Linked DNA regions of Mus musculus: region 1 is linked to region 2. Evidence: chromatin loops called from intact Hi-C (ENCODE). Cell type or tissue: heart. All regions are shown on one strand. Links, peaks and the distances in the headings refer to the core of each region. The heading gives the core; the rest is flanking DNA. Region 1 holds the start of 0610010K14Rik (RIKEN cDNA 0610010K14 gene). Region 2 holds the start of Gm51903 (a long non-coding RNA gene).

Region 1 (15,610 bases), core at 9,621-13,620, 820 kb after region 2:
AGCCAGGATCTGCCACCTCCCGCTCTTCCCCAGTACAAAATTAAGGTGTCAGCAGTTTCTAATACCAGGGTAACCCGGCACACCCCCATATCAGGACCATCAGGGAAATCAAGCCTGAGCCTACAGCTTTCACTGCCCCTAGGGAGCGAAGTTTGGCTGGGGGTGGGGGGGAACTCAGCTATGGTCCCCCGAGGATGTGGTAGCGCACTTTAGTGTTGGTAGCTGCCCCGTGTTTCTGACGCAGATGCAGCCGCAGTTGACTCTTGTGCCGAAAATGCAGGCCGCAGGGGTCACACTGTGGGAGGACAGGTCTGTCAGGTCCCAACCTTTCCATAACCACCTTTCATTTAGGACTCGGGAACTGTCTAGCTCTCCGCTGACAATCAGCCTTTCTATGTCCTCTGGGGGCGCCCAGGAGATAGGCCTTGCCTTTCTTAACAAAAGCATCAACAACTGTTAGGTCCTTGGGACAACAGCACCTAGTCCAGGCACATAATTACCTCCACCCCTTCTCCCGGGTGCAAGCCTCTGATTCACTAGGGCTCTTTAGGCTGTCGCTTATTCCTAGCACTTCTGGCAAGACTCGTCCCTGCGTATACGAGGGATAATTCCATTATTAGGCTGTATAGGGTACCCACGTGGTATGGCTTCTCCCCGGTGTGGATGCGAACGTGGCTTTTGAGGGTCTGTAGATGGCGGAAGCGGGTTCCGCAGGTGGGACACGGATAGGGCTTCTCTCCGGTGTGGATGAGCACGTGTGCGCGTAGGTGTGCCACCTAAAGGGCAGAGCCTTGAGATCACCTTGGGGAGGGGCGGAACCCTCTTCGCTCCTCCCATTTGCCTTCCAGCCTTCTCCTTACCTGAACAAAACGCGAGCCGCAGGTCTCACACTTGTACGGTTTCTCTCCGGAATGGATGCGGCTGTGTGTTTTTAGGTTAGCAGGTCGGTTAAAACGTGCTCCGCAGATGGAGCAGCGGTAGGGCTTTTCCCCTGCAAGTTGGAAGACAGTCAGATCGCCCTACGGGAGCGGTGGTCAGGAAGACCAAGACCCCCTCCTACCTGTGTGCACCGTGCGGTGACTAGCCAAGTTGCCCTTATAACGGAAGGCAGATCGGCACAGCTGGCATTTATAGGGCTTGTCCTCGTCCCCTGGAGCTAAGAGCTCCAGCCCCGATGAGCACCCAGCCACAGCCTCACAGTTCTGGCAGCTGAAAAACTCACTTCCTAAGGGTAGGGAACAATGACAATCTTAGTTATTTACTGAGGACTCCCCCCAGGTACCCATAAATCTACAACAGTACACTAGTAGGGTCTGCTGGCCCTTTTAACCCCTAAATTATTGTGGAGGCTACTGGCGGTCACTTGGCTTGTTCGTGGCCAGTCAGTCAGTAAGATACGACTGATTTAGTAGCATGCTGCTAATTTCAATGGTGCTGACAGTGTGTGGAGTGGGTGGAGCTTTCTGTTTCTTTCCTTTCTTGCCTCCTTCTGGCTTGCCAGAGAGGCCCTGCCAAACTCTGGGCAGATCGTTCAGTCTTGGATTGGGTGGGCCAGAAATTCCCAAACTGTGCTGCTTTTTGGAAGTACATAGAGAGCTTAAAAATATTTATGATTGGTCCTCACCCTCAGACATTCTGACTGCTGGGGTGAACGTTACCCAGAGGGGGTCCAATGCAGTCAAGTTTGGGACTATTCAATAGGTCTATTCTGAGGTCTTTTTGGTCCAAATCGACCTGGATCAGCTACAGGAGAGAAGCCAGAAGAGAAAGCCTCTTACCTGGCGGTGGATTAGCCTGCTTAGAAGCTGGCAGAGAAGTCTCTTGAGCCCGGGGTGTGAAGAGGTAGGAGTTATTTGCTAGAGCTCCACACTTGAATCGTGCAGTGGTAGTAGCTAGAGATAGTCTAGGCAGAAGTTAAGAGCCATAGAAAAGGTTAGGGATTGGGGGTGGGGCACTGGCTCCCCCCGCCCTGCCCCTTTTCTGGAATATACAGACTTCAAGGCCTGTCTTCTGGAAGTGAGCCAATATTGATCATTAAGTCCCACCTTTGGCCTTTGGCCAACTCCCTAAGCTGGGTTAGTATCCCTGAAACCTGGTTCAGAGGGTGCCACAATGGCCTACTCAATGGCTCTGCCTCCTAGAGTGGACCAGACTCTAAAACTCTTGGGAGTTATAGATTCTATACCTGCTTTGGAGACCAGGCGTGGTTCCTTCTTCACTGCTGCTGCTGCTGCTACAGGCTTCATCTCCACTAGGGAGCCTGGCCTGGGGACAAGGTTGACCTGAACTCTCCCCAACCAGGCTTCCTGCTTGTGAGGTCTGAGAATTTAGCACAATAAATTTGTATTTTTTCCAGTTGCAGGCCTTGGGGTCTGGGCTGGCTGGACTTGGGGAACCTTGACTGCAGCTTCGAGACTCAGTAGGTGGGTCTGGGTGTCCTTCTGAGCGCCTGGGACTGCCTGGTGGAGCGACTGTTGGGGGTCTTGGGGGTTCTACCTCCACAGGTCGCAAGGAGATGCCTAGAGGTTCATAGCTAGAAAAAGTAGGATGATCATTAACACCGTCTCCTAGTCGTTGCCTTTGCCCTTATTCCCGGCACTAGTTCTGCTAGGGAGAATACAAATCCATGGTTCCTTTACCTGGCTTGGATGAAACGGTGACACGCCTGGACTACGTGTTCCATCTGCAAATAGGTGGCAGCTGCGAGGACAGCTGGGGCAGTGGCTGGAGAGAGGCGAAGCCTTGAAGTATACATGAAGTCCAGAAGAGGAGCAAAGCCTCTGGCTTCTGGCCCCCCCGGCAGAGAGAGTACATCCACCCCGAGTCCCGCTCGGCCCCGGAAAATTGAATAGAAGAAGCCACTGGAGAGAGGGCAGATGGGTTGGTCATGTTAGGAGCCGGGAGACCAAAGGAGAGTCTTGCCTCCCCACTAGCACTGCTGCCTCAATTTTTGGATGCTCTCCCAAGCTTCCCCCTCCCTTCTTCCTTCCTCCCCCCTTCTTACTCTCCAGTTCTGGGATTGCCGGTGTGGACCATTATTCCCAGCTTCCCTCATGCTTTGGATTACCTCTCAACAGCCATGTTACTCTGTTTTTTCCCCAGTTAGTCCCCAGGTGCCCTACCCCCTCGAACCTGCAAGCGATAAGAACTGCCTTGTGCGCTCTTAGGGGTTGCCCGCCAACCAGCAGCGTGACGTCAGTGAGGATCCCGCGCAGGCGCAGCTCATTCAGATTGCTAAGCACGTCGGAGGAGTGGCGGGTGAACTCTCGGACGTAGCCCAGAGCTCCCTCTGGGGCCGCTGTGGAACCCATAGCGACCTAAGCCTGCGACAGCCACCGAAAAAGTTAGAGGATCTAGGCATTACTAAAACAGATTCCTTTCTTCTCTGATGTTTTCTACCTGGGATACCCCTAGAGCCAACCAACGCCATCAGATAGCGGACTCAGCATCACCACTTAATTCCTCTCGTTCATTCTGCCCTAAACGGTTGCTTCCTTCCTTCCCTTTGCTGGATCGCGGAGATCTTGGAGCAAGTTAGAAACTCTCGTTCCACCGCTTGGAGGGCGAGCGTGAGGAATCCCGCACTCCCGCGCGCCGTGCGTTGGTTCGACTCTAGTTACCTCATCCACTACCTTCCTTTCCTCTGCTCCCCGGGCGCCTGGGTCACAGGTACCAGACTTTACCTGGGGGACCAAATATGATCTGCAGCCCACACCCATCTACGCGACTCCTATCGCTAGACCCAATACTTTCCATCTCTTCTTAGCACAGTTCCTGGGGTTCAGGTCTTATTACTATCAACTAACCCCAAGCCCTCTTTGGAGACTCAGAAATCTGATACCCTCAGGGTTTGGTTCTTACCCCTGTCCCGCAGGGGCTGCGGCTTCTCTTCTCGAGGGGGGCGGGGTCTCTCTCCTCTTTCGGTCTCTGCTCCTTTATTCAGCCGGGATGGCGGGGGCGGGGGTGGAGGTGGGGTGAACCCGTGAGTCTGTATCCTTCCTTCCTCTGAGGCTCTCCAGATGGTGAGCCCGGGGCGGGGTCTCCGTTTCAAACTGTATCTCAGAATCTCGGGGTGGTCGTATCGTGGATGGCTTTGGTTCATTAAATAAGCACCCGAGGATGAGGATATTAGAATTGGGGAGGTTAGTGGTGCGGAGGGTGGTAATATGGGAGGCTTATGTCGTCGAAGGAGCTGGGACAGCGAGTATTGGAGTGTTGGGTTTTGGAGGCGTGTGCCAACAGCCAGTTGAGGGAGAAAGGAAATATCCTAAAACTCCTCTTTCTAATGTATTGGACTCAGGAAGAAAATAGACAGTCCAAGTGGTATCGGGTTTGGGGAGGCATTAGTGGACTCCAGTGGATCTCAGATAGTGGGAGAAGGAGGAGTGATTGACAGGCAAGGTCCAGAAAAGGGGGAGGTGGAGCTCTGACCAGGCGGGGTAAGGAGAGGGCGGATATGATTTCTAGTTCGTTTCCTTCCATTGTCCTGAGACCGGACGGCTCCTGCAGCTGCTTCCCCTCGAGGAGGTGGGGAAAACCCCGGGTGGGGACCGAGAGACGCTCGGGAGACCTAGGCGTCCGGCCTCCTACTCTCGACTCTCTTCTCAACCCTTATAGGGATCCAGAGATACAGACTCCCGCCTAAAGCCCTGACGCTCTCCATCAGTCCTAGCTTACTAGGGCTTCGAGCACCCGCCCGTCGGCTGCGCTTAGAGTCTGGCGGGACGCCGGGGTCCAGCGCGGCAAGTAGGCAAAGCTCGGCAATGTCTGCATCCTTCCACGAGAGGGCGGTCGAGCACCAGCCTCGCTTCGCCCCTAGGTCTCCTGGCTGGTGATGTGCTCAGACCAGTGAGCTGGATGCATTCGGTCCAGGCTACAGGAAACTTTCAGCTGCCTTCTCTTTCTGATAGTTTCCTCTGCACCTCTGTCTCTTTGTGGGGCAGTAGATCGAAGACAGAAGAGTTAGGGTCTCCGCAGGAAATTCAGGCTAGAACTCTTATGGAAGGCTTTGGAATGAACATAGTGGTTAGGATGAGATGGGGTCTTGAGCCTGGGAACACAGTTGTTTTGTTTTCTAATTTGATAGACCCTTCTACCCAGATGTTTGTAGACAGGAATTTTCAATGAACATTAATATGAGCATTGGTCGGAGTAAACAGAGAGGACAGAGGAGAAAGGGCAGGAGGAACCTGGTAGCTAAGTACTTCATTCAGAAGCTAGGCAGGGACCACACCCTTAGATTTTGTTTGGGGAGCCTTGGGATAGAAGGACAAGTTTCCTTTGAAGAAGAGGGGCAGAGCTGAACCCAGGTACAAAGCAGGAGCTCTTTGAGTTTGGGGTTTGGAGCATAGCAGTTGTGCAAGAATGGACCAGCATATCTAGGCCTGAGGCCTCTCCCTTCTGTTCTTGGGGGTGGAGTACATTTTGTTTGTTTTATTGGTTTTGATTTTTTTTTTTTTTAAGCAAACGTAGCAAACAAAACTGCAAACCAACTGGGGGTTGGGGATAGCTAGGGACCCTGGATGACGATGTGGCTTTACTTTGTGAAGATTATTTGGTCTCTATCCAATTTTCATCTCCAAATTTGAGGTGAAAACATTAAGGGCTTTGATGTCAGGACAGAGTTAGCTATTCTGAGTTTTGGGGTGTCACTTGCCATAGAAGTTATTGTAGTCAATAAGGCCTGTTTTTAGTCTCGACAGCTGATAGCAAATTGGAGGTGCGGGGCTGGTTTTAAAGATGTCTTAGTTCGGGGGTTTGGAGGGATTTGATGCTCCCATGTGAGACTGTCCATCTCTAATTTCTGGTCTACTGGGGGAGCATGAGTACGCAACTAATTTGGGGGACATAGTCTCTTTCCAAGTGCTGTTTCAAGGTTTGGATGAGATTGTTTGGGGACATAAAGGTCAACTTGGGGCTTTTTAGAGAGCCCAGTTACATTGAGTTGGTGGCAGAGCCAGAAGCTAGGAGAGGATCTGAAGGCTTTCTGTAGCTGAGAGCTTGATTGATGGGGGGGCAAAGTTTTGTATTTGAATCTTGTGGAAACTCATTTTGAGGGTTGGATATTCCTGTGAACATGTTTATGTGTGAAACTCCTCCACAGGAGAGAATTGAGAAGCCCCCCCAGGGTAGAAGGATAGTTTGGGGGGTATCCAGTTTCTGGGTGTTTTGCCACTGGCCACATTTGGTGAAGCTGAGAGGTGGGTCATAAATTGAAATTGATTTGGAGGTTCACCTATTCTAAAGCACACTTCTGACTTAGGTTATCTTTTGCTGATAGTCCCCTGGCACCCCAGATTGTAAAAAAAATTAGTGAACCCCCAAATAAGGCCAGAATTTGAAGGGTGAAGCCTGGAAAAAGCAGTGTGGTCCATCATAGACTCACTGGAATATGACCTGTTGTGCTAAGGGGGGAAAGGTGGCTTCATACTCTGAACCCCGATTTCTTATGGAAGAAAAAATCCGTTTGGAGGAGATGGGGTGTCTCTTGTTAAAGTGGGTACTTTCTGACTAACAGTGCTGCTGAAACTGGCAAGGAAAGGCTGTGATGGTCTACAAGGGGGGGGTGAATCTTGCACCCTGATATTTTAAGATAAGAGCCCCAAAGAGAAAGCAGACAGAGGATTGGGAATGAGGGTGAACTGAGAGGCGGGGGAGGGGTTTCCAACGGCAGCAGGGGCTAGAGGGTAAGCCAGGCCAGATATTCCCGCCTAGGTCCCTGCTCTCTTCGGCTCTCCTCCCCTCTCTCCCTCCCACCGCCCACCCCCCCAACTCAAGGAAAAAAAAACTGCCTGTGCAATAGCAATGGCAGATTCCAGTCCTCCAGGCTTTCCTAAACCACCACCGAGACCAGCCAGGGGGGAGGGGAGGGGAGGGGAGGATCGGGCTTTCCTGCTTCCTTGAGACAGGGGCAATGAGCTTGACCTCTTGGCCCCTAGCCTTCTAAAGAGTGTCCCCCGGTCTGGAAACCAGGTGTCCTGGACCCTAGCCCCCAAGCGGGGGGGCCTGGAGAAACGGGGAGGAGGAAGGAGGGAGTGACTTCCAAAATTGGCATCGGGACAGAGCAGGGCTGGCGGGAGGCAGGAGAAAGACAGAATTTTCCTGAAAAAACGGGGGTATCTAAGGACCCCAAATTTGGGTAGCTAGTTCAGGACCATCTTCCCAACATCCTAGATTTTTTTGGGATTTTTTGGGGGCCCCGGGATCCCTCTAGATGGGGTGAGGAATGTAGTGTTGGGGGAATCTGACTGGGGCAATGCAGCTGCCTCTCCCGCCGAGTTGGAGACGGATGGGCTGGGACGGGTTTTGGGGGGGTGTCCCCAGTTCTGACTGGGAGTGGAGGAACCCCTCCAGAGCTCTCTTGTGGGGGTCCCCCACCCCAGGGCACTCCCCAGTCCTTGAGCCAGCTGAGAGGAAGGAGGCCAGCGATGCGACTGGGGCGTCTCTTTTCTCCTGCACCCCAAATGTGAGGGATGCACCCCAAAATTTGCTCCTTTCAAAATAGGGGACCAGGATCTCAGGGGAGAGTAGCTGAGGTAAGTGGGGAGGAAAGTGTCCCCTGTTTTCAGGAGAGACGTGGCGGTTGGGGGGGAGGTTTGGAGGTGCGTGCTGGGGTGGGGTTGCGCCTTGTAACTCTTGAAATTGGGGGGATGACCAGAGAAGCTTTCTCTTGTACCCCTAAGACGTAGCACCTCATACTGAAACCAAAGCTTGAGACTTGAGAGCCCCCAATATTCCTACAGACATTAGGACAGTGTTTGCTTTTTTTTTTTTTTAGCCCCACAAAAGCTTTGCTGGGATGGGAGCTGGGGGACAGCAGTTGTTTCTGGGGGTCCAGGAGGGTGCAAGGAGCAGGAGGCGTTGGCAGGGCTTGATATAGGTGATCTGGTAGTCTTGGAGAGGGTCTGGCATACTAGGGGGGCCTAAAAAGATTGCTTCACACACCATCTTAAATCTTTTGATTGCTAAGAGTTTTGGGGGGGTGTGTCGGAAGCCTGGTGGTGCTAAAAGGTGGGATGAGATATGGGAGGTTAATATCTAGGGTTTACAGAGTTTTGTTTTGTTTTGAAATTTCCAGAAGAAACTTTTGCCTTCTGGGAGGTTCTTTTTAAAATCAAGTCTTGGACAGGAGGAAAGGGCTATGGGAAGGCCTAGGGTTGGGGGTGGGGAAAAGGCATGTTTGTCTTTGCTTAAACGTGGCTCTCAGGGGTGGGCCTGCTTGCCTGGGCCTGGTGAATGGGCTAATGAGTGTTGCTGTGTGGGTGGGGCGTGGGTCTTGGGGGACCATGGGGAATGGAAGCAGCACTTGGGGTTGAATACTTTGCCCTCTGGTCCAGATGAGCCTCTTCCTGGGCTCTGCTGCATCCCTTTCTCCCTGGCCTCCATTTCCTGCCTTTGGCCTCCATCTTGTGGCAGGCCCAGGGCCCAGGGCGACTTCCGGCCCCCCTCTCTCAACCGTGTTCCAGCCCCACCACCTCTGGACTGCCAACTCCCAACCCTGCTGTCCTTGGCCCTGTGTCTTCCAGCATTTCTCTTGGGTTCTGACCTAGGGAGGGAGGAATGGACACAGGAAACCTTAGGTCCCTGCCTTTGTGGGAGGCAGTTTGTTGGTCTTCCCCAGTCATCCCGTTTCCTAAGGATCCCCAGAGCTGAATTCCTACAGAGGTGAAGAATGCTCCAAGCTTATCACATTGGACTCATCTGCCAGGGCCCTATCCTTTGCCTGCTAAACTACTTTTGCTGGTTCCTGATTGTTCCCCCCCCCCAGCTTTTTTGGGGGGCCATGTTTGCCATTCACACCTCTGTCTCACTCTAGGTGGGGGTCTTCACGGCACTGCCTGTGCTGTCTTCCTCTCGACCCACCCCAGTCCTGCCCCCGCCCCAGCAGCACACTGTGGTTTGTACGGCACTGTGGCCACGTCCAAACCACACTGTGGTGTTAGAGCGAGGGTATGGGAGGCACCGATGAGCCTGGCCCTGGGAGGCCACCCTGGAGAAGCAACACACACACACACACACACACACACACACACACACACACACCGTCTAGGGTATTGTGATGAAGTTCTTGCAAGGTGGGACAGGAGACACTGGAAAGAGCCCCTCTGCAACCCCCAGGTTGTCTGATACCAGTTATCAGGAACCCTGGTAATGAGTTCTGGCCCCACAGAGCAAAGTAGAGTCTTTGTTGCCCACACCCAACTCTCCTGGCTCTAGCAGCACAGAAATATTGGCATGGGGAAGTGAGTCTGCCAATATTGGCTGTGCTGCTCCAGGCAGGGTGGTGAGAGCTACTGAGAAGGGGCCAAGCCCCGAGGGCGAAGCAGAGGAGAGGGAACGGCAGCTGGCAGCACCATGTTGAGAGAATCTTTTTTAATTATAATTTTCTGTATAAAAATGTCCATCACACAGAAGTCAAAGGGCGAGGGCACATGGTTATCAGGAACGAGGTGGATGGCTCCAGCAGCCCTCTGACCCTCTCTCAGGCAGTCCTTGCTTAGAGTCCCAGGTGATCCACAGGTCCAGGGTGAACAATGAGGGTCAGAGGTGGAAGGCTCAGCAGGAGAGGAGAGGAGCATCAGCGGAGGTGGTGAGGAGGCCAGAGTCCAGGGTCAGGCTGTCTGGAACAGGAAGGAAAACGGACAGAGATGGAGCAAGCGTGGAGGATTTTTCCAAGAAAACCCTCACCTCCTCAAACGCCGTATTACTAACTGACCCATTCCCCTGCACTGAATCTTCCTTCTGAGGCCCCTGCACCAGAAAGGGGTTTTCTGTGGGGACCCTCCCCTACCATCCAGGTGAGTATGTTCCCCACCCCCAGCCAGCGTGGGAGGAGGAGGACTCCTACCCTGGTCAAAGTTGAGTTTCTTGGCTGGAGGAGTTTCTCCTAGCCCTTCGACATCCACCAGGTCACTGTTGGCGTCGGAGTCGTTCAGAGCACTGAGTGTCACATCTGGGAGGGGGCATAGGCTAAGTTCTAGGTTTCCCTGACTGCTGTCTTTCCCTCCTCCCAGTCTGCCAAAGCTTCATGCTCTACACATCCCTCTACCCACTCTGGAATCACCAGCGTACAGAAGAGAAGCGTCTCTCCTTCTTTGACCCAGGCCCAATTCTCTTATTGAATCTCAGATAGGACCTTTAACCCCTACCCTAGGCAGCAACTCCACAGCCCTCACCAGCCTTCTGTTTCTTTATGGGAGGAACCCCAGCTTCAGGGACACTGGAGCTGCTGGGTGGAGGGGCGTTTGGAGGTGAGAGGACACCGGACGTCATCTTCTTGGGTCCTTTCTTGGGTGACTCAGCTGGAAGGGGGATGCCGGAGTCTTCATACACTTTTCGCTTCACAGTGGTCTTTATCTGAGCCCTGAAGATGAGAGAGAGCAGATTAGGGTGTCATCAGAGAAGCCGAGGGAAGAGGGGAGGGGAGGGAATAATGGGCCACTCTGAAGGAATTCTAGGAGTTCCTTTGTAGATATCCAGGTCAAGGCCCCAGTTCATGTGTAATAAGGGTCCTCCCCCCCCCCCCCACGTTCAGAACTTTTGCATCCACTTAGGGCTAATAGATTAAGATGAATGGAGTCCCTGAACTGAGTGGCCAGAAAGGCCCTTTTCATGATCCTCTGGGAGAGATGCATGGTTTTGTAGGACCACCAGGTATGTTGTGGTGACATAAAGGTAGACTGAGACTGTCATAGAACCTGACCAACTAATTAGTTCAGAATGCATCCCCTGGACATGCCAGTTTCAAAGGATTTACATAAATAGCTAGGGAACTCTTATCATCAAACACAACCACTGAGTATCTGGGCACCATGAAAATAAAGTTCTCTGCAGGCCCTAGTGACCACTGCATTTCCTGATCTTCCGACCAACTGCCACAGTGACAGTCTCTCAGTCTTCAAGGAAATGCTAACAAAACTAGGAACAAAGTAGGAAAGATGCTGAGCTGGGAGTTCTGAGAGAGAACAATGGGTCAGGAGGAAGAAAGTTGCCCACCCTCCCCTTTCTCTGCCAGCCACCCTCCCTCACACTGTCCGTTCCTTGATGACACAGCTGATGTGATTAAGATCGTCCCCAAAGCGCTTCACAGCAGCCCTCAGCATCTCTATCTCCGTCTCCGTCCACTTGGCACTGTCGGAAGGGGAGAAGGGTGATAACAAAAGTGGAAGAGGGATGTGTGGAACCAGCCCACAGGCTATTCCGTCCACAGCCAGCAGCCTCTTCCCCCTAGTCTCTAGGGGCACCTTTCAAAGATTCATAAAAAGGACCTCCTTTTAAAAAAAAAAAAGCCCTGGGGACAAATCGCTGGCCACATGAAATTACATCCAGGGCCACTTGAAAACATCACTTCATCATGTAACAGCTTCCATAAACAACCCAACGGAAACCAATGAAACAAGTAGGGGCCTTACAAACACAACCCTTGAAAGATGTGTGGCAGCAGTTTGAGGGAGTCCACAGGGCTTGGGGTAGGTGGCAGACATTCTGTCGGTTTGCAGTGGAGGGCTGTGGCCTCGGTAGTCTCTTTACCTGTCATCCACTAATTCAACAATTACCACCTACACTGAGCTGGGCCAGGCACAGGGGAATTACTCTATCTCCCTGCTCTAGAGAGGGTCGTGTCTGTGACTTGAGTCCAAGCGTCTGATCTCGGAGTCCAGGTCCTAGGCTGGTCTCACGTACCCGGCAGGGGAAGAGTCCGAGACTGGATGCAGCTGCATCGTCAACTCCCCGAGCTTCGTGAAGGCGGCGCCGGCCGCGGAGAAGATCTCTCCAACCTGGGGGCGGAGCAGCATTACGGGGGGCCGGCAGCGCGCCGTCCCACCCCAGCCTCGGATCCGCCCGCCCCCCGCCCAGCGCGCACCAGCCGGGAGCCAGGCAGGGGGCCCACCCTCCCGTGGCCGCCAGGGAGCGCAGTCCGCGAGGGAGGTCGAACCTTGGTGGACGCTGACGTCATGGCCCCGCGCACCTCCTCACGGAGACGCTCCGCCGCCACCACCACCACGCGAGCTGGAAACCACGGAGAGCCCGGCAGCCGGCCGCTCGGGCTCCCGCGCAGGAAGTCCCGCCCTCCCTGCAGCTGATTGGCCGAGACCCGACCTCTCCCCAGTCACTCAAGGGGCCTCGCCGCGCGGAGGAAGACGAGGTGGAAGACGTTGCTTCACTTCCGGCTAGCTTCATTCCACTTCCGTCGGAGGGTCCGGACTCCTCGATGAGGCCGGTCTCAGCCCCTTCCAGCCCGGGCCCGCCCCTCCCTGAAAGCACAGACAGCAAGCTTAGGGGGAACCGCTTCTTTTTATTGTAGTTCAGAACGGGGCGCGGTCACCCTCGGTCTCCTCCAGAGGCTGGGCGCAGTTTTGCAGGGCCAGGGATGACGTCTCGCTAGGGTCACAAGTCCCAAAGGACGCCAGATGAGTGGGACGGAGTCTGCGGAGTCTTTAAATAGAGAAGGGGGCTGGGGAGGGAGAGGCGGACCGCGCTCTAGCGCACCATGTATTCCTTGCGCTTGTTGAGACGAACTTGGCAGAAGGAGAAGCCTCCGAGGAGGAGGTAGAGGCCCGCGGCGATGAAACAGTTGTAGCTGACTTGCTCGTACAGGTTGTATATGTTCTGAGGACCGTTCCTGAAGGTGGCGAGCGAGCAGGGAAATGTCAGCCATTCAGAGCATCCAATATGCAAGTTCTATGCATCAGACACCATGCTAAAGCACTTTAACTCCTATTAGTCTTCCCAAGAAGCATACCAAATGAATTCTATCATGGTAACCATTTTACAGAGGTAGACCAAGGAGCAGGAAGGCAAAATATTGGAAGAGGCCACATCTAAGCTGGTGGGCTTGGGTAGCCATGGAAACGTGGCTTGCAAGACTGCTCCTAAGTACATGCCTTTCTGTGTCTCTGTCTCTCGCGCTGGGGATTGAAACTAGGACCCTGCGTGCTGCCACCCAACTACTTTGTAGAGAGCAGCCCTCTTCTTGAAGTCCCCAACCTAGGGCCACAAATGTCCAGTCTTCAGAAGTGTCCTCCCCATAAACCCAAACCATGCTACTCCTCATCCACGCCCAACTCGCCCAAGTACCCGACCACTTACTCAAAATCTTTCTCTGTGAAGGGAACGTCCTCAATTAACACAGCAGAATGGACATTGAAAAATATCCCGAGCATTATCTGGAAGAGTAAGGAATAGATAGGTTGTCAAATTCTTACCTTACTTCTTTGGTCGCTCCCTAGGCTCCTCCCCTGTCTAATGTTGGCCCAACACTTGCGCCAGAGATGAACTAGAAAGGGCTAGTTGTATCTGGTGGTTGTATCTGGATTCGGACTCAGCCATGTGGAACAGGGCGTGAGGTAGGACCTTGGGAAGAGTGACTGGGTATAGGGAGGTATATGGCAAACAGCTCTCCGAGGCGCGTCATTATCATGGGAGCAGATGGAGATGAAACACTTCATATTTCTGGAAGTGGCGGCCTTGAGGGCCCTGGGGAAGCAAGGCCTCAGCTACCGTTTTCGGGGGCAAGCACACTTCACCCTCGCCTCCATTCAACTCACGCAAGTCTCAGGGACCTCGCTCTTGTTTACCTTGGGGAGTCCGCAAATTTGCCCGAGCTGGCTCCCATTCCCAGGGTCCTGCCCCAGCACCCTTTCGCTCCAGTTCCCCAGTTGTCTGGATCTGAGTTCCGTCTCGTTTTCCAGCGGCTATTTAGTCAGCCCCTTAATCAGTCTGCTGCTTCCTAAGGCTTGCGGTTCCTCGTGTCCCAGCCCTTCAACCCCAGAACCCCTCAGACCCGTTCGCGGGTTAGTCCCCTCACCAACATGATCACTCCCCAGGCGCTGAGGACGATGCCACAGGCGGCCAGCTTAGGCCCACAGCACAGGAGCGACGCCATGGAGGGCGGAGGTAGGGAGGGATCGCTGGAGACTGAGCGGAGCACAGAAGCCGGGAGAGGGAACCCTGGAAATGCTAGGACAGGAGCTGGATTTGGGGACTTGCGCGGCGCAGAGCGACGGGGGGGGGGGGGGGGGGGCGTGGCCTCGGGCGCCGACCACTCTGAGGGGTGACTTTCAGAAGATAACGCTGTGACGCGTGGTGGGCCAAGCTTGGGGAGAGGAGACACGGTGTCGGAAACAGAAGCAGAAACTCTACAAGTCTTGCTTGAACCGAGTGGCAGAAGTGTTGAGTGGTGCAGACGCTAGGGCCTGAGTGTTATCACTTGTCGCCTACCCCGGCTTGGAATGGAAGGAGCAGGCTTCTCACGTGACCTACTTTGTTGGATCACATGACCAGGAACCAGCTGTAACCTGGTGTCAGGAAGGAGTCCACAATTGAGTTGAATTGTGTTAGGATTGTTATGTCAGGACAAGAAGCTTGGGGCCGTCTGGATCCTTACATACCTTCTTAGTCTTGGGTGGTCTTCTGTGATGGGAAAACCGGTAAGCGAGTCCTGGAGATTCGATGTGCCGGCCTATCGCTTCTATCCAGGTCTCCCTTTTGAAAGATGCTTTGACACTTTGAAAAGAAAATAGAAGAGTCCCCTCCTGAGGCTAAGCATCCTGCTTTGAGGGACGCTTTTAAATAGTTGACTTCTTGATCCTGCAAATGCTTCACTTGAAATGCAGTATCGTTGTAAATGCTACATTCAGGAAAAATAAGGGACTAGGAAAGGCAGACTCATTGGACGCACGAAGGAAAGCGGCCTTGCTAAGTGTACTGGAGAAAGGAGAAAATAAACAGAAATATTCCTGCTGCTTCTTTGAGTAAGACAAGACACAAGCTGTGACTTGGCCACTGTTCCAGTGTTGTCAGGAAACGCCATGATCACGGCAACTCTTAACAAAACAAAGGATTTAGCTGGGGGCGTGCTTAAAGTTTCAGAAATTTACTCCATTATTCATGGTGGGGGGAGCGTGGCAGCATACACAGTATGGTCTGGGGCAGTAGCTGAGAACTAGATCCTGATTTGGGGGTGGGGGGTGGGAGCAGGACTGACTGTCATAGGTGTTTGAAACCTCAAAAAAGTGACACACTTCCTCCAACAAGGCCACACTTCCTAGCCCTTGCAATCCTTTCAAAGGGTTCCACTGCTGTTGAGCAAGCATTCACCTACATGATCCTATGGGACCATTCTCATTCAAAGCCCCATAAATGTAAAAATAAGACTAGGCCTTCCTCTCCACCGGAGAAATTTGGTAACTCCACTAGTAAGAAACATTTGTAGTAAGTATTGGCGGTAATTGGAGATGTTTAGAGAGCTCTCCCTCCCCTCCAGGGCTGGGGTTCCAGCTTAGGGCCAGTGATGAAAAAGAATTTTGCACTGAGATTGGTGTGCCCATCCTAATGACGGCAGCCACAGAACAATTGAGAGAATGCATTTTAATCTCAAGCCCCCAGCACCAAACAGGAACACGCTCATGGACTTGAATCTTGTGCCATTTTTTTTTCTGTGTATTTTGTAGATATTGTTCTTAACATGGTTGGGGAAGAGAACTTGTGAGGCACATGGTTGTCACTGGGTGTACGTGAGCTGGAAACACGGGCTGGGAACAAGGGCTTCCTGCCTCTCTTGTTGGTGACTGTTATGGAAGGAAACAACTTGGTGAACTGGTCTTTATTT
Region 2 (14,127 bases), core at 10,128-14,127:
CTCCAGGGGAGGCAGGACCTTGGCTCTGTGCTGACAGGAACCGGCATGAAAGTTCCAGAGCTGGGCCTGGGAGGGGCAAAGGGCAAAGGGCAGAGGAAGATTAATTGGGGACATTGTGCTAGAAGGCACAACTTAGCCACCTAATGTCCTGCCTCGTCCCACCTGCTGCAAGCGGCCAATCCGGGGTCCCAGCTCGGCGAAGCTTCCTCCATAGCGAAGGGCCCTATGGTAGCAGCATACGGCTTCCTCACTGTCGTGCTCTGATTCATACAACTGTCCAAGCTGTTCCCACAACCCTGGCTGCGCTGGCTCCCGGAGCAATGCCTGGACACAGCCATGTAGGGATTCCAACTTCCCGTGAAGGGGTCTTGGGGTGGGTGTCCTACAGAGTGGAAGGAATTGGGGATCATCAGGCTTGGGGAAACCTTTAAGGCCCCAATTTCCCTCCAATCCTAGAACTTTGGAATCCCCCACTTACCCAGGAGCATAATAGGGTTTGTTAGGGTGCCCGGAGCTACTGCCATGAGATGGGGGTAAAGGAGCTGAGAGTGGGGGCTGCCCAACGCTGGCAGAGCATCTGTAAAGAGAAAGGCTCTGTTAGGTACTGCCAGAATCACGCTTCCCCCTAGAATGGAGTAGTCAGAGGGAAGAGCAGATGAGACTGGCATCTGGACCCACAACAGAACAGAAACTCGTGGAAAATGACAGCAATGGACAGAGAAGACTGGGAGAGAAATGCCTGGAGATAAAGCCACATTCTCACCTGCCTCCGGGCAGCCATGAGCTTCGGGGAGGAGGATGGGGTGGGCAGGAGCTCCAAGCCCCAGCACAGCTCAAGCCCCCAAGGGCAAAGGCTTCCCGTGCAGAGCGGGCCCCTGGAGGGTCCACTGCCCGATGCATCCAGCCTAAATCAGCGACAAGAGATCATGCTCTAACAGGGAAGCAAAAACCTTCAGCCATGTTTTCAGCCAAACCTGTTCCAATCTTTCCCTTACCAGGTCAGCAGTGGCCCCAGGAGCCCTGGAGATGGGGCACGGCCCCCTGCCCCAGCTCTCTGGCACGATGGTCCAGCTCCAACTGCCCTTAACAATAGTGCCCACTGTTTCCAGGTGACAGTCTCTGGCCTTCTGCAACCAATTCTACAGAGAGAAGAAAAGAGTGTACTGAAGTTGCCAACACAGCGAGGGCCCAAAGGCTGATCTGAACTGTCAGTGCAGGAAGACTGAGGGCAAGGCGCCAGGACAGACATCAGCATCAAGAGCCCCTAGAATCGCGCAAGTGGGTAATAGGAATATGGCACAAATAGCGGGGAGTCAGCGACGGTTAACAACCCAGCCACTGCACTGTTTGACAGGCTCCCAATCCTGGGCCACTAGGGCGACCTACCGCGCGCCTGCTTACCCAGCCTCCGTGGGAGCGTCCTCTCACAGCTTCAAGAGCTTCAGAAATTTAGCCAATCACAAGACTTCTCTATCCACAGAAAGCCAATCATCACCCTTGTCTCCGCCTCAGTAACAGCCTAGCAGGAACCAATAGGAGTAAGGTTAGCCGGGCACTGAGCGGCCTCAGGAGGAGGGGCGGCAGGGCCGGTCAGACAAGCTCACCCTAGGGTGACCCCGATGTGACCCCAAGGTTCCCACCTAGGGTCCACATCTCTGATCAGAAACTGGTAGCCCTCAGGGCAGTAACAGCAAGCTAAGACTGAGAGTGAGGAAACCATTCACGAGCCGACCTGAGGGCAAGCCTCACACATCCACCGAACTGGCAATGGTCCCCGCCAGACTGTTCAAGTTGTCCTCTGCCTATCCACCCCAAGGACGGACAGCAGACCAAGGCGAAACGCAGACAAAGGCATCACTAGCTCTCCTTACTTCACATCACTCAGCGATTGACTCTCCACTCGATCACCCCGGTAGAAATCTCGCAATCAGCAAATCCAGCACCCAGGCCCTCCCGCGCCTCTATCAGAATGCTCCACCTCCAGCGCCTGACCCCGTCCTATATCATGGTCAAGTCCCCAGTCTCATACCAAGTTCCTCCAGCTCCTCCACTTTCCCCGGCTCTGAGTCTTCAGTATCGGTCGACCCCCTCAGCCAGTTCCCCCAGCCCTCTAACTTCTGGGAAGCTGCGCACCGTGGAGTGGCGGCCCCTCTCGCGTGGCTCCTGTATCCTCTGTGCCCTTTCCCTGCCGGGGCCACGCGGTTCCCCACGGCCCACGTGGCCCCCACCCCCCCCAAGGGAGGGGGGATTTCGGGGGTTGCCCGTGACGTGGCTACTTGCGCAGCGGAAGCGGTGTGTGTAAGGGGGGGGGGGTCCTTCGGGAGGGAGAGGAGGGCGGGGCCCAACAGGCAGTGACATCACCCCTGTCCCACTCTCACCGCCTACTCCCTTAAAGAACACAGAACCCGTTTCACTTCCTCCTTCACGCCACCCCCCTCCCCTTTACTCCTTTCCCGTCGAAGCTGAACCCACAACAGGCACAGTACTCCCCTTTCCTAGTCACGTTCCCTTTAATCCTAGCTTTGCCTTCTCAAATCTTAGAGCCCAGAAGCTGCTTCCCTGCGCATACCCCAGGTCCCGGCAGGTAGGGAGCCTACTCTGCTCCCGGGATCGGTCCATTGAGAGTCTAGAGTACAAAGACCGGCGAGAGGCTAGTGTCGAGTACAAAGCCGCGGGGGCGGGGCTAGCGCTCCAGCTGGAGAAAGCGCCGGGCAGGAAGCCGGGGGAGAGCGAGCGCGCGGCGAGGGGTTGGGGGCGGCTGGAAAGTTCGCCTTGGCCGAGAAGTCTGCACCGGGAGGAAATTTCCAGCCAGCCCACAAAGGCAGAAGGGTTTCTGGCGAAAACTGTCTTTCCTCCCGCTGGGGGCAAGGTCATCTGTACGTGAAATGTGCTTGGACCCGACAGATCCTGCAGGCTGCTCCGGTCCGGTCCCCGGGAGGACCTTGCGTTCCGCGGACTACTCGTTCACGCGGAGCTCCGGTCAGAACTCTCTTTAGGTTGCAGTCTGTCAGTTACCAATCCCTGGGACGCGTACAACGCTAAACTGTGGTCAAGTGCAACCCAACCTGAGTGCCCCAATCAAGCCCTGCGGGGGTAGAGAAACCAGTCATAGACAAACGGCAGCTCGGGGTACCAGATGTCAAAGAAGCAGATCCCGGCTAAGGAAGCGGTGCCCAGAACTCTGCTAGTTACCAGGAAATGCAGCTTCCCCTTCTGCGATGATGACACTTCCCCTTTCCCACGGGGAACTGACTCAGCTTTCCCTAAACTAGAGAGTTCCGTCCCTCCAGCCGTCTTGATCTTCAGCCTTTATCCACAACCTCCCACGACGACACCATGGACTACAGAGCGCTCCAGAACAAAACTTCCTGTACCCTAAGCACGATCTCGCCAACTACCACGAATCGGTGTCCCCCACCAGGGACACAGGCGCCTGACTTCCCATCCGCCCCACGAACAAAGCCTTTCTCAGGGTCTGAATCAGGCTTGGGGTGGGGGGGGAGTGAGTCACAACGAAAACCATCCCCCGTTCCCACTGACTCAGCCCCCGCCTCCCTCAACTCACACAGACACACAGTCAGAGGCAGACACAACTCCTCAACCCACATACTGCTCACCACGGGTCCCGCGGAATTTCCCCTCGGTCTCCCTCACGGCCCCACCCCGCGCTGGGCAGCCCCGCCGCCGCACTCACACCTGTTCCTCAGTCGCCGCCGCCGTCGGCTGCCTCGCCGTCCACTCTCACCTCCACTCTCGCTTTGAGGCAGGAATGGCCCTCCCCGACTCCCAGTGCTCATACTAACCAAGGGGAGGGGACAACCAGGGACAAGCACAAAGACAGACACCCACAGACTCCTCGAAGACAGACGGGAGGCAGACGCACACGTCCAGGGCCAGGCTGGATGGCCGACACACTTCTGAGGCTGACAATCCAGCCTTCCCAACCCGACCTACAGCCCCCAAAAGCCGGCCGCCCAGAAAGGGTTAATTCCACTTGAGTCGAAACCACGCCCTCTCCATCCGGGCACTCCCGGTAAAGCCAAGCTCCGCCTCCCGCATCCGGGATCTGGACTCTAGGACTTTAACCGACCCCCCCACACACACACACCTCCCTTAGTCCCAGGAGAGAACTACTCCATCAATCACACCCACTTAACTCTCTCTGGGCTTGGGTCAGAAGAGCCCCTCCGCGCAGCTCACGGAACGCGGGGTATAAGAGGGACGCTTGGCACGAGGCCTGCGACCCGCAAGCAGACACTGGACGACCAAAGACACCAGACCCCGCAGAACGATTTTTCCTGAACATGCATTTAAGCCAGCACGCACCGGCTCGAAGGTGGGGCGGATCCAGGACCGACCCCCGCGGGTCCCATTCCTTCACAGTCTTCTTTCTGCATGGCGGAAAGCTACTAAGTTGCCGGCTCGCTTCTCACCTGGGAGAGCCGGTGGGAGAGGGAGGGCCGCGGGCTGGGGCTCCGCAGTGACTCAGCCACCCGGGCAGGCCGCCCGCCCGGGATTCCCTTCCCTAGCCTTCCCCCGCCGCCGGCCCCTCCCCGCCCCCATCGAGAAGTGACAGTGCTTGCCCCGGCGCGCTGGCCCGCTATGTGTCACTGCGGGTGTTTGTGTCTGCCTCTGACTGGGCGTTGTGTTCACCAATCAGTCTAACAGGGTCGACTGTGTGTGGGTCTTGGTGTCTGTTTGCACCTGCATATCTGCTCATCTTGTCTCCCTCTGTGCCTGTGTCTGGCGCGTTCCTGTCATTATCCCTGTCTACATGACTCTGCTAGGCTGTCTCTTGTCTGTGTGTCTGGTTGGCTCCTGTCTCAGTCTTTTGTCTGGGTCTGCCTCTGCAGCACTGTGGCGATCACGTGTGTCTGTCTGTGCACATGCCTTTCTGTGCTTTCTTCCACGTTCTCAAAGCCAGGGGAACGTCGGAGCCAGGCTTGAGGGATTCTCCTTACCCCCCTGGATCCTGACTTACTGGGTCAGTGGTCCTGCTTAGTCGATTATTTGGGACTCTGTCTGCCTTCAGTCAGGTTCAGCCCCATTCCTCCACATCCTCACTTGAACCCTCACAGCTTCCTGCAGTTATCATGATGCAAAGTGCTTATCATTTACCAAATGGTAGGCACTGTGTTTAAAAAAACAAAAAACAAACAAACAAAAAAAAAAAAAACACCTTTTACATTGACCTTTTAACTCTTCCCCAAAAACCTGGCAGAGGAGGGCCTTGATTACCCTATTTTGGGAACGAGGAAACAGGCTGGGGAAGGCTCGACAACTCAACCAAGATCATTCTGAAATGAGCGGACACGTGGGCTACATTTTCCACACTACTTCTGGCCTGTTCTCCCTCAGTTTTACCCTTGCCTGCTACCTCCTAGACCAGCCTTCCTCTGTTACTATCCCAAGTGTCTCATCCTCCAGGGTAGGTGTGGGTAGGAGGCAGCAGATCTCAGAAGCCGTAGGTTTCTTGGCAGTGAAGCATGACATTCCCTTAAAACATTCATTCAACACAAATCTACAAAGGCACCTCAATGTGCGAACTGTCACGCTAAACAGGACAGATAGGAAAAAATAGCCCTACTCAAGAAACCCAGTGAGCAATGGGGAAAAGCAATGAGGAATCCGAGAACTTTGGTTTCTGGCTTAGGGAAAATTCCCTTCTACTAGGGAGATGAAGCGGGCCTCGGGAAGAGAGCTGCCAGTAGCAGCAGGTCTGAGGAAAAGCAGGTGTTCTGAGTTAAGTGCACAAAGCAAATCTACGGTGATACTGTGCACCACAGAGAGAATGGGCCGAGGAGCACTCAGAGGCGATACGCAGGAGGCCGTAACATGGGCTAGCTCAGGGCAGTGGCTTGTAACATCTCCTCACATCAATTCCTAAGCACCCTTTCCACGAATGGGGGGAAATGCCTTCCCCTTCACAAGAAATTCCTCTGGGCTATCTCACAACTACATTCAGCTGGCAAGCCCTGGCTAGCTTTCTTCAGTCTGCAAATGAGTTAGTGGCAGCACTGGGGTGGGGGCTGAGAGGTTTTCAGGTGGTAGAGAGGCAAGTGAAGTACAGGGATAAACCATTCACAGGCGATAGAGGGGGCTCCATCAACGTGGAGGGCTGAACCATTCAAGCAGCACATGTTGGGGGGAGGTTCAGAGTTGGGCTGGACCATTCTGATGAGTGAGCATGAACCAGATCAGAGCAAAGATTTCCAAACATGCGGTGAAGAGTTGGACGTGGGGGACGGAGGTGACAGCAGCCAAGCTTACCAGATGGAGTTGGAAGTGGACTGTCTCATGGAACAAGCACTCCAGCAGTGGGTTACAGCAGAAGTGGGGTGGGTCCTATGGGCTACAGCAGAAGTCGTGGGGTGGGTCCTGCTATGAGGCTGACATGGTGCCTGGGGGAACCTAAAAGAAAACAATTTCAGTTAGAGATGGGATCTCCCAAGATAGAGGAGTTCCCTTCCTTCCTGGTCCCCCTCATTGAGAAACCAGGCTCTAGAGGTCAGATGAGATGGGAGATTCGGTTTCCATGGCAACCTGGAAAAAAGCCATCTTCCAACCTTTCCTTTAGGAAGCAGCCTGGTTCAGGTAGTAAGGAAGCATAGGGTGGCACCTCAGTACCAACCCACGTCGCCCTTTTCTGACTAGACTGATATTCTGGCTCAGGCCCAGCTACAGGGGACATCTACTGTCAAGCAACCTTAGTTCCTGCCCCCAGGGCATGTGGACCCTAGGCCTTCAGTTCTGCTACCTCCAACCCTAACAAGACACCAGATAGTCAACACCACCTTTTGGACTCTGACCCTTCCAGTTCCCTTAGGCTGGTGTAGGCAGGTTCTGGCAAGCGGCACAGGTGGTCAGACAAGATGAACGGGCCCAACAGGGAGGAGCCTTCTTCCTCCGCAAGAGCTGTGACTGGGCCTGAGCTAGGAAGTAGCCTCTGCAGCAGGCTCCCTCCATGTCACCTCCAAAACCATATCCTGTTTCCCCATCACCTCCTTCCTCCATGTGGCCCAAGGAGGTGACAGGGGCCCACTCTCTTCCCTCCTAATCCTTAGATACAAAGAGCTAGGTATATTACTACAAGTCTAGGGCCAAGACTCAGGTGTTGATAGCAGGAGTTAGGCCTCAGTCAACCCTCACCTCAGACTCACTCCTTGGGGACCAGTGTTTTCTCCAGGACCCAGACACACGGGCTCTCTACCTGGCCTCTCCATTTCCTGGCCTTCCAGCCCCCATCTTTCCCCCTGCCCCAGAGACTTAGGCCTCTGGCCTCCATGATGCAATGCACTGCAAGCTTTTGTGCCTGCTGATGACACTGCCCCCAGGGAAGTGTTATTTCTGACCTAAGCAAGGCCCTTAAGGAACAGTGGTCAGCAGCGAGCTGAGAAAACTGGATTGGCTAGGACCTTCTGGAGAAAAGATGCTAGAGGCTGGACCCTTCTGGACAGGGAAGCAAATTCAGGACTAAGGTGCTTACCCAGCAGTTGATAGAATTTGTGGCTACGGGGTAGGCTAGCCTATAGAGGGGGGGAGGGTTGCAGGCCAGACCAAGGGGGTCAGAAGGGTATGTGATGGGTGTCTGGACACCAGAGTGGGGGAGGGCCAACAGCCATTTAAAGGGCCAACCTCAGAACTTTAATCCCTTACCAGCCTTGGCCCCAAGCAGGAGGCTGTAATTCATCTGCCCAACAGCTGGGGTGGGGGTGGGGGGGCATGTGCATGAGGAGGAGGGGCTGGGGCCTTCTTGTGCAAAGAACCAAACAACAAAAGGGGAAGCTGAAGGGGCCAGCTCTAAAGTACCCAGGTCACCCTACTGACCTGCGGATCTGCCAGTGGCCCCCACCTGGTTCTGGCCCACAGGTTCTGTAGTTCAGACTCACAGATTCTTGGTCATGGAGTCAAAGGGCTCACCCATGGGGTTCTGAAGAAAGCCTAGACTGAGCACCCTCAGGGCAGGCTGTCAACCCCTTCTTGCACTTTTCCAGCCACAGTAACTGGACTGGAGACCTGAGGCCCAGTCCCAGACAGCCTCAAATGCCCTGCTCACCAGCCAAGCCTCTGTAGACATAGCCTGCCAGCTCCCCCTCCTGCCAGCACAGGGTGGCAGTGGCCACACCAAGGCTGTCCCTTTAAATCATTTCCACCCCTGACGGTGTGGACAAACCAAGGGCCCTGCCCCCCAGGCAGGCAGCTTGCCACCACCCCACCCCCTAACCCCCAGATATGTAAGGGCCATTTAAAGGGACATCAGAGAGGCAGCCTGGTCTCTAACAAATCCCCACCCCCTCCTCACACACTCACTGTCCCTGTCTCCAGCAACACACAGCCCCCCTGCCTCTCCATCAGGCCCCAAATTCCGGTTTTCTCTCACCCCTAGAGACTGCTACGAGGAGAATGGGGCAAGGGAGACTGGGGGGAGCCATTAAAGAATAAGGACTCCCTCCTTCCTCAGAGCCCCATGAGACTGGTCGGAAGAAGCCAGCCTAAGAAACATTGAGACAGAACCCCAAAAGGTGCCTCGGGCAGAACAGGGGAGCACACACTGTGGGGTGGGGGGAAGGGAGTCAGGCTGCACGAGACGGAGGGTGGCGGAGCCAGCAGGCGACAAGCCCAACTCGCAGAAATGGAACAAGGAGGGCTGGGGGGGAAAGGCAAGGCCCGGGAAATCGGGGAGACGGAAAGGGGTCGTCCGGGAGGGTGTGGAAGAAAATCAGACAGGGGGAGGGAGAGCCAGGCCAGGGTTACCTGCTGGGTGTCTGTCCCCCGGCGGTGCCCCCAGAGTCCGGGTAGGGAGGGGGAAGCAGCAGGGGGGGGAGTGGGGGCTGGGGGGCGGGGGAGACGGTCCCTCCTCTGCCTCCTGGGCCTGCCCCGGCGCTTGCAGCCTCTGCCTCCCTCCCTCCTCCTCCCCGTCCCTGAGTCCCGGAGTCAAACAAAGAACTGTAGCAGGCTCTCCCCAACCCCCTCCCTCCCTCCTCCTCCTCCTCGTCCTCCTCCTCCTCCTCCACCTCCTCCTCCTCCCCTCCCTCCCCACCAGCAGGCTCCCTCCTCCTCCCTTCCGGTCTCTTCCTTTAACTACCCGCTCCCCCAGCCTCCCCCCACTAGTCTCTCTCCACCCACCCACCCACCCCAACCTTTTACACACCCCTTTAGCCTAGCCATGTCCCCGCTAGGGAAACTGTGGAGTCCCTTTGCAAAATGAAAGGCTCCAGAGAGCAACATGGGAGGGAACCAGAGTATCGCTTGAAAATCACAAGCTACAACGTAATTATTTTAACAGCCAAAGGAATATAGTCTTAGCTATTTTTTTTTAAGGAGGGGAAAAATAAACCTAAAGAAAGCAATACAAATCTGGCTAAAGCCCACATCAAATAAGGTACATAAAGTAGTCGATGCTAATCCCTGACACCCCCCCCCCACACACACACACACACACAACACACACTCCAGGTAGCAGAATTCTCCACTCTTTAACCAATCCCCTGTGAGGGCTACTTTAGAAACAGGTCCACCCACTATAATAACTAACAACATTTAATAATATGTATTTTCTGATACTCATTCGGTATTAATTTTATACCAACCACTGTGCTAAATGCTTTGCATAAATTATTTCACTGCCCCCTCCCATCAGCTAGAAGGTAGGTATTGATATTTAAATGTCCCAGATTGCAGATAGGAGGTTCTGCAAGGTTGTGACTTTTCCCGAGTCCCATTTAGTGGCAGAGCTGGGGTTAGAATCCAGGTTTGAGCCGACAATCCACATTCTTAGGCACAAGAAAGGAGACTCTGTAATACCATCACCAACTCCAAGATTTAACAGAGGGCAGCCATAACTATCACTGGACTTCTCTCTCAAAAGTGGGCAATACCAGAAGCTGATCCACCTACCTACACAGATAAAGACCTTGACTTTTCAGCCTAACTCTTTCTCCTCAGTTTGGTAAGAGGAGGTGACGGGAGTCGCAGGGATGGGCTGGTGTGTATACCCACATACAGCTCCTCTCTTAGGGGCAGCTGTCTTGCAACTACACCCACTTCAGCTCAAGCTGGGAAAGGGGCAACCTGACACTGGGCCATGCAGCAGGTGGGAAACTAAAAAGACTTCAGGAGACACTTCCAAGGGCGCGCGGGAGGGAGTACGGGGGGTGGTAGTGGTAGTGGGGACTGGAGAGGAAGTTTTTCCATGGCAATCTAGGAAAAAGAAGGGGGGGGAAGACCCAGAATTCTCTCAAGCCAGCAAAGGGGCAAAGTCTTTCAGGCCACACCACACCCGCGCCCCTCCCCCTTCACGAAACTCCAGGCCAGGGTTTCCCACCTGCAGGATGCTAATGCCAAGGGAAAGGAAAGGAGAAAGAGATGGCACGGGACTGGAACGGGACTCTGGGCAGAGGTGGGAGGGAATGGAAAGGGGAGGAGATCGCATTGCCTGGCAACCGTCCCGGGGCACGTGCACTGGTGACATCATCCCAGGCCACCTCGAACACAGACCTTTGACTCCTACCAGGGCGAAGAAGCTGCTAGCTGGCTAAATTTCCTGAGAAAATAGCTTTAGGAATTCTGGGAACCCAAAAAGGAGACGAAGGAGGGAACCCAGGCGTCCTGCTTTTATCTCTGTTAACCCCAGCAGAACCAATCCTAGGGAATCCGGTCATTCGCCTGCCTCCTCCTCTCAGCCTCCAGCCTTGACCTCCCAACCCACATTTCTGACTGTCCCGACACGCCCCTCGGAAATACTGTGCCTTCTTTCTTCTGGGCTTGATCCCGGGTTAGGGGCGGGAGACTAAGGGACGGGGCACCAACCAAGTCCCGCGGGACTCCGTCTGCTATCTGCAGGATCCCTTGTGCCCCAGCTGGCCGCCAGCCGGAATCTGTCTGGGTCCCCAACTCTCCCGCCCCTCCCGCGCCGTTCCAGGGCGGAGTCTGTGGAGTTGAAATCAGGACACGCGGAGAGGAAGAGTTATATAACCCTCTGGAGAAGCAGAAAAGGACGAGTGGAGACGGGGACAGCCCGAAAGGAGCCAAGGGAGGTGTAAAGAACGCCAGAGCGTGCGAGGAGGAAATGTTAAGGAAGGGAAGAGGAAGGTCTGGTTTGCCTATCAAAAGCAGGAATTTACAAGAAAAAAAGAAAATAGGCGTAATGACCCTCTGGCCTAGAAAGTCACCGGGACCACAAGGGGCTTCTCACAGTGTCCTGCCCTGTCACTAACTGCAGCTAGGCCTGGGTGGGTTAAGCCTCGGGAAGGGGTGCTTGTACCCACTCCCTTTCTTTTGTGGAAACACCCTTTGCCGGAGCTCGGGAAAGCCGCGGCTGAGCCTAGGGGGCCGGAAACCACAGCTCCGCCCAGCCCACCTGGGAGCTTGGGGCGCCAGCTGGGGGTGGCGGTGGGGAACACAGGTAGCGGGCCTTCCCTCGAGAGGCTGACATTAACAGTCGACACCCGGCTAAAGAGCGCAAACCCACCCAGACGTCTGGGCCCGCAGGGGTTGAGAAACACAACCCTGGACTAGTTTGCAAACACAGACTGACGACCTGAGGCAAAGGGGGGGGAGGGAGGGAGAGACACACACACGACTCGCCGCGCAGGCGCAAGAGACTGTCTGGGCTCGTGCAGTGGAAGGGGTTGTACAGGGAGTGGAGCGTGTGGGAGTGCACGTGCGGATCCTGGGTAGCCACCGCCACCACCCCCCCTTCCACCTCCTCCCTCTCCCTCTTTCAGGCTCTCTATGACAGCTTCCCATTGGTCACTAGGACCCTGACGTAGTCGACGTCCGCTAAAGCCGATTGGACTGGAGAGAGTGAGTTTGGGAATCTGGCGGTGGACGTTCCCCAGCCTGTTACTCTGGCAACTGAGAAAACAACCCTGGCAAGCGACGGAGGTTCGACCAGCCTTACTCTGAGCAACCACTGGGTCCGTTCCTATCGCACCTCAATTAATTACTTCTTTTCTCTCGGAGTTCTCATCGCCAGGAACTAGGTGTTCTGCCTTCGACCTTCCCCACACTCCAGCCTCCAAGACACAGTCACAGGCCACAAGCCAGAAACGAATCTGCAGTTTAGTGACCAACTCAACCCAAATGCCACTTCACCACTGTTTATTCTAGGCCGGAAAAAGCATAGTCTCTCGCCCTGTCCCTAGCTTCTGCACTTTACCCATATGCTTACAATTTCCTGGGCCGGGGGCGGGTGCCAGACAGATGACAGGGAATCAAAGGTGAACCTCAGCGCACCTTTCTCAAAGGTGCGTGTCACAGCTATAGATAGCCCCCCCCCCCCAACCCGCATGGCCCTCGGCTCTGGTGGGCGTCTCATCTTCGCCATCTCGTGGCTACGTGGGAAAGGTTCAGCATGGAGAAAGGGCCAGAGCCCAGTGAAGGCTAGGGAACTGAAGACGGAAAAGTGAGGAGGAGGGCACCGGCAACTAGAGGAACGAACCAGGCGAGGCCGAGAGCAGACGGTGCGGTGGAGTGCTGTGAGATGGAAAAGCTACCGCTCCTGGAGGGATGGTGAAAGTTGAGAATACATACACATCTCCCCGGAGAAAAGAGCTGGAGGGAACCTTTGAGTGGCCCTGTAACTGGAAGTTCACTTTGCCTGATCGCTTCTGATCTCAGTGAGCCAGCGCCTAGCCATAGCCCTATCTGCAAACTGTCCTATAGTCTCCTTCCTCAGGACCGCTGAGCCCCGCCCTAGTGTCAATTCACCATCCCAAGCGGGACTGGGATTACTTTTAGGCCCTTTTGACCTTTAGAGCCAAGACCACGGGTTTTCCACTACCTTTGCCTTGTTCCCTTTTGGGGAACTTAGATGTCCTGCGCCCCGACTCTGACATTGCTTTTCCCAAGACTCAAATGCCTTGCCCGACCTCTCCAGAGAGTCTGACGTCCCGCCCCTCCCCCTTGCAAGGAGATGGTCTCCCTCTTTCCAAAAGTCCCTGCGGCTTCCCATTACCTGGTTCTGGGGGTCCCAGGTATTCAGGATCTTCAAGGCCTCTCGGGGGTCGAGCGGCCCCCCCTCCCAGGCAGGAGTTGGGGGGGCCGCTCCACCCCGTGGCGCAGTTTGATTTTCCAACACAAACACCCGCCCCCACCCCCCTTCCTCAACCCCGCCCCCGACTCGTGGTCCCGCCCCTCGCGCTGAAGTCCCTCTCTCCGGCTCCGCCCTGCCTTCGGTCCGCTCCCCTCAGCTGTAGTCTCAGATAAGAATCCCCAGTAAGGATTGCAAGGCTTCGTTACTGTGCAGTGTATAGAGCCCATCACGGACCCTTACCTGACAAGTCTTTTATTCTATTTGCATCGCGCGCCCTTCCAAAGCAAGCCCCACCCCGCCTGCTCAAATCCTTTCCAGGAGACTTGGTCACACCTTCTTTTAGGCCTGGTGGGCAAGTAGTTCAAGACCACGCCTCCTCTTATAGGCCACCTTTCTCTTCTCAGTTCTGGTTGTAGCAGCTCCTTTCCTTAAGTCCCAGCTTCCCTCCCTCCTCCAGGTTTCCTCCACCCCCAACACACATTAAAACACCATCATTGAGAGACTTGGGGCTTGGTTTTGCACGGTTTTTACTGCACTGAGCGCCAATACAAGTCTTCCACCTTTTCCGCTAGCGCCACTAGGTACTGTCAGAGTGTCACTATATGCTAGATTCAGCTAAAGTCAAAGCCTGAGATCCAGCTTTAGTTCAAGGTCCTAGGGCTTCCGACCCTCTCAAGGAGGAGAGAAGAGCTCATCAGCTGTCCAGGCTCATCAGTAGAGCAGTGCCCCTCTTAATCCAGTGATCAGATGTCATGGATCCAGATCGGAGATCGATGCCTATGACAAAGGAGGCTCGATCTGTGCTGCCTGCCCGGTTGGGATAATAATAGCAGGGACAGGAGTACATGCCTAGGGGAGAAGAAAAGAAGTAAGATTCTGGAGCCTGGAAGATCAGAGCAAGTGCATTTGGGAACTGGAGCAGGGAGGATGGGTTAGTATCCAAACGGGATAGGGAGGGGGCAGTTTCCCACCCTTGGCACTTTTCTTTCGGCTCTCTGCTGGACGGAAGTGGATCGTGGGCATGAGGCAGACCAGCTGCATGGGCTCCGCCTCCACTAAACAAGAATTCTTTCGGTCCCAGCCAGCACCCT

The links. Hi-C counts contacts between places; a loop is a spot of excess contacts. Peaks named below come from ENCODE experiments on the same cell type or tissue, not always from the same donor. Only the 100,000 strongest peaks of a DNase experiment are listed, where the experiment ranks them.
Region 1: a loop joins it to region 2, with 4 times the contacts of the local background. A loop is called at or near these places in 1 of 42 quality-filtered maps.

What each region holds. Positions count from the first base shown.
Region 1 is chr11:70,225,849-70,241,458 of GRCm38, forward strand. 0610010K14Rik (RIKEN cDNA 0610010K14 gene) reads right to left here and starts at 12,066. Exons shown (of 6, transcript NM_145758.1): 1 at 11,936-12,066; 2 at 11,683-11,777; 3 at 11,029-11,130; 4 at 10,176-10,363; 5 at 9,848-9,952; 6 at 9,356-9,616. The coding sequence starts at 11,956. The coding sequence ends at 9,612. It overlaps Rnasek (ribonuclease, RNase K), which reads right to left and starts at 14,004. Exons shown (of 3, transcript NM_173742.3): 1 at 13,808-14,004; 2 at 13,090-13,166; 3 at 12,275-12,622. The coding sequence starts at 13,885. The coding sequence ends at 12,481. It overlaps Gm40191 (a long non-coding RNA gene), which reads left to right and starts at 13,163. Exons shown (of 3, transcript XR_879979.3): 1 at 13,163-13,346. Bcl6b (B cell CLL/lymphoma 6, member B) reads right to left here and starts at 3,950. Exons shown (of 9, transcript NM_007528.3): 1 at 3,862-3,950; 2 at 3,133-3,323; 3 at 2,640-2,861; 4 at 2,186-2,533; 5 at 1,779-1,903; 6 at 1,061-1,225; 7 at 861-991; 8 at 639-776; 9 at 1-295. The coding sequence starts at 3,311. The coding sequence ends at 179. It also overlaps Alox12, Mir497b, Mir497 and Mir195a. In heart, for the core only: a CTCF peak has its summit at 11,893; DNase peaks (open chromatin) are centred at 11,073, 11,973, 12,903 and 13,383; H3K4me3 peaks cover 2,838 bases; H3K27ac peaks cover 2,902 bases.
Region 2 is chr11:69,407,263-69,421,389 of GRCm38, forward strand. Dnah2 (dynein, axonemal, heavy chain 2) reads right to left here. Exons shown (of 86, transcript NM_001081330.1): 85 at 14,008-14,127; 86 at 13,547-13,885. The coding sequence ends at 13,731. Gm51903 (a long non-coding RNA gene) reads left to right here and starts at 8,251. Exons shown (of 2, transcript XR_003949708.1): 1 at 8,251-8,522; 2 at 11,727-13,541. It overlaps Kdm6b (KDM1 lysine (K)-specific demethylase 6B), which reads right to left and starts at 8,932. Exons shown (of 24, transcript NM_001017426.2): 1 at 8,755-8,932; 2 at 6,271-6,411; 3 at 1,402-1,519; 4 at 996-1,139; 5 at 764-905; 6 at 479-577; 7 at 163-382; 8 at 1-66. The coding sequence starts at 900. In heart, for the core only: a CTCF peak has its summit at 12,338 (motif pointing left); DNase peaks (open chromatin) are centred at 10,409, 10,809, 11,719, 12,959 and 1 weaker place; H3K4me3 peaks cover 4,000 bases; H3K27ac peaks cover 3,921 bases; H3K27me3 peaks cover 593 bases.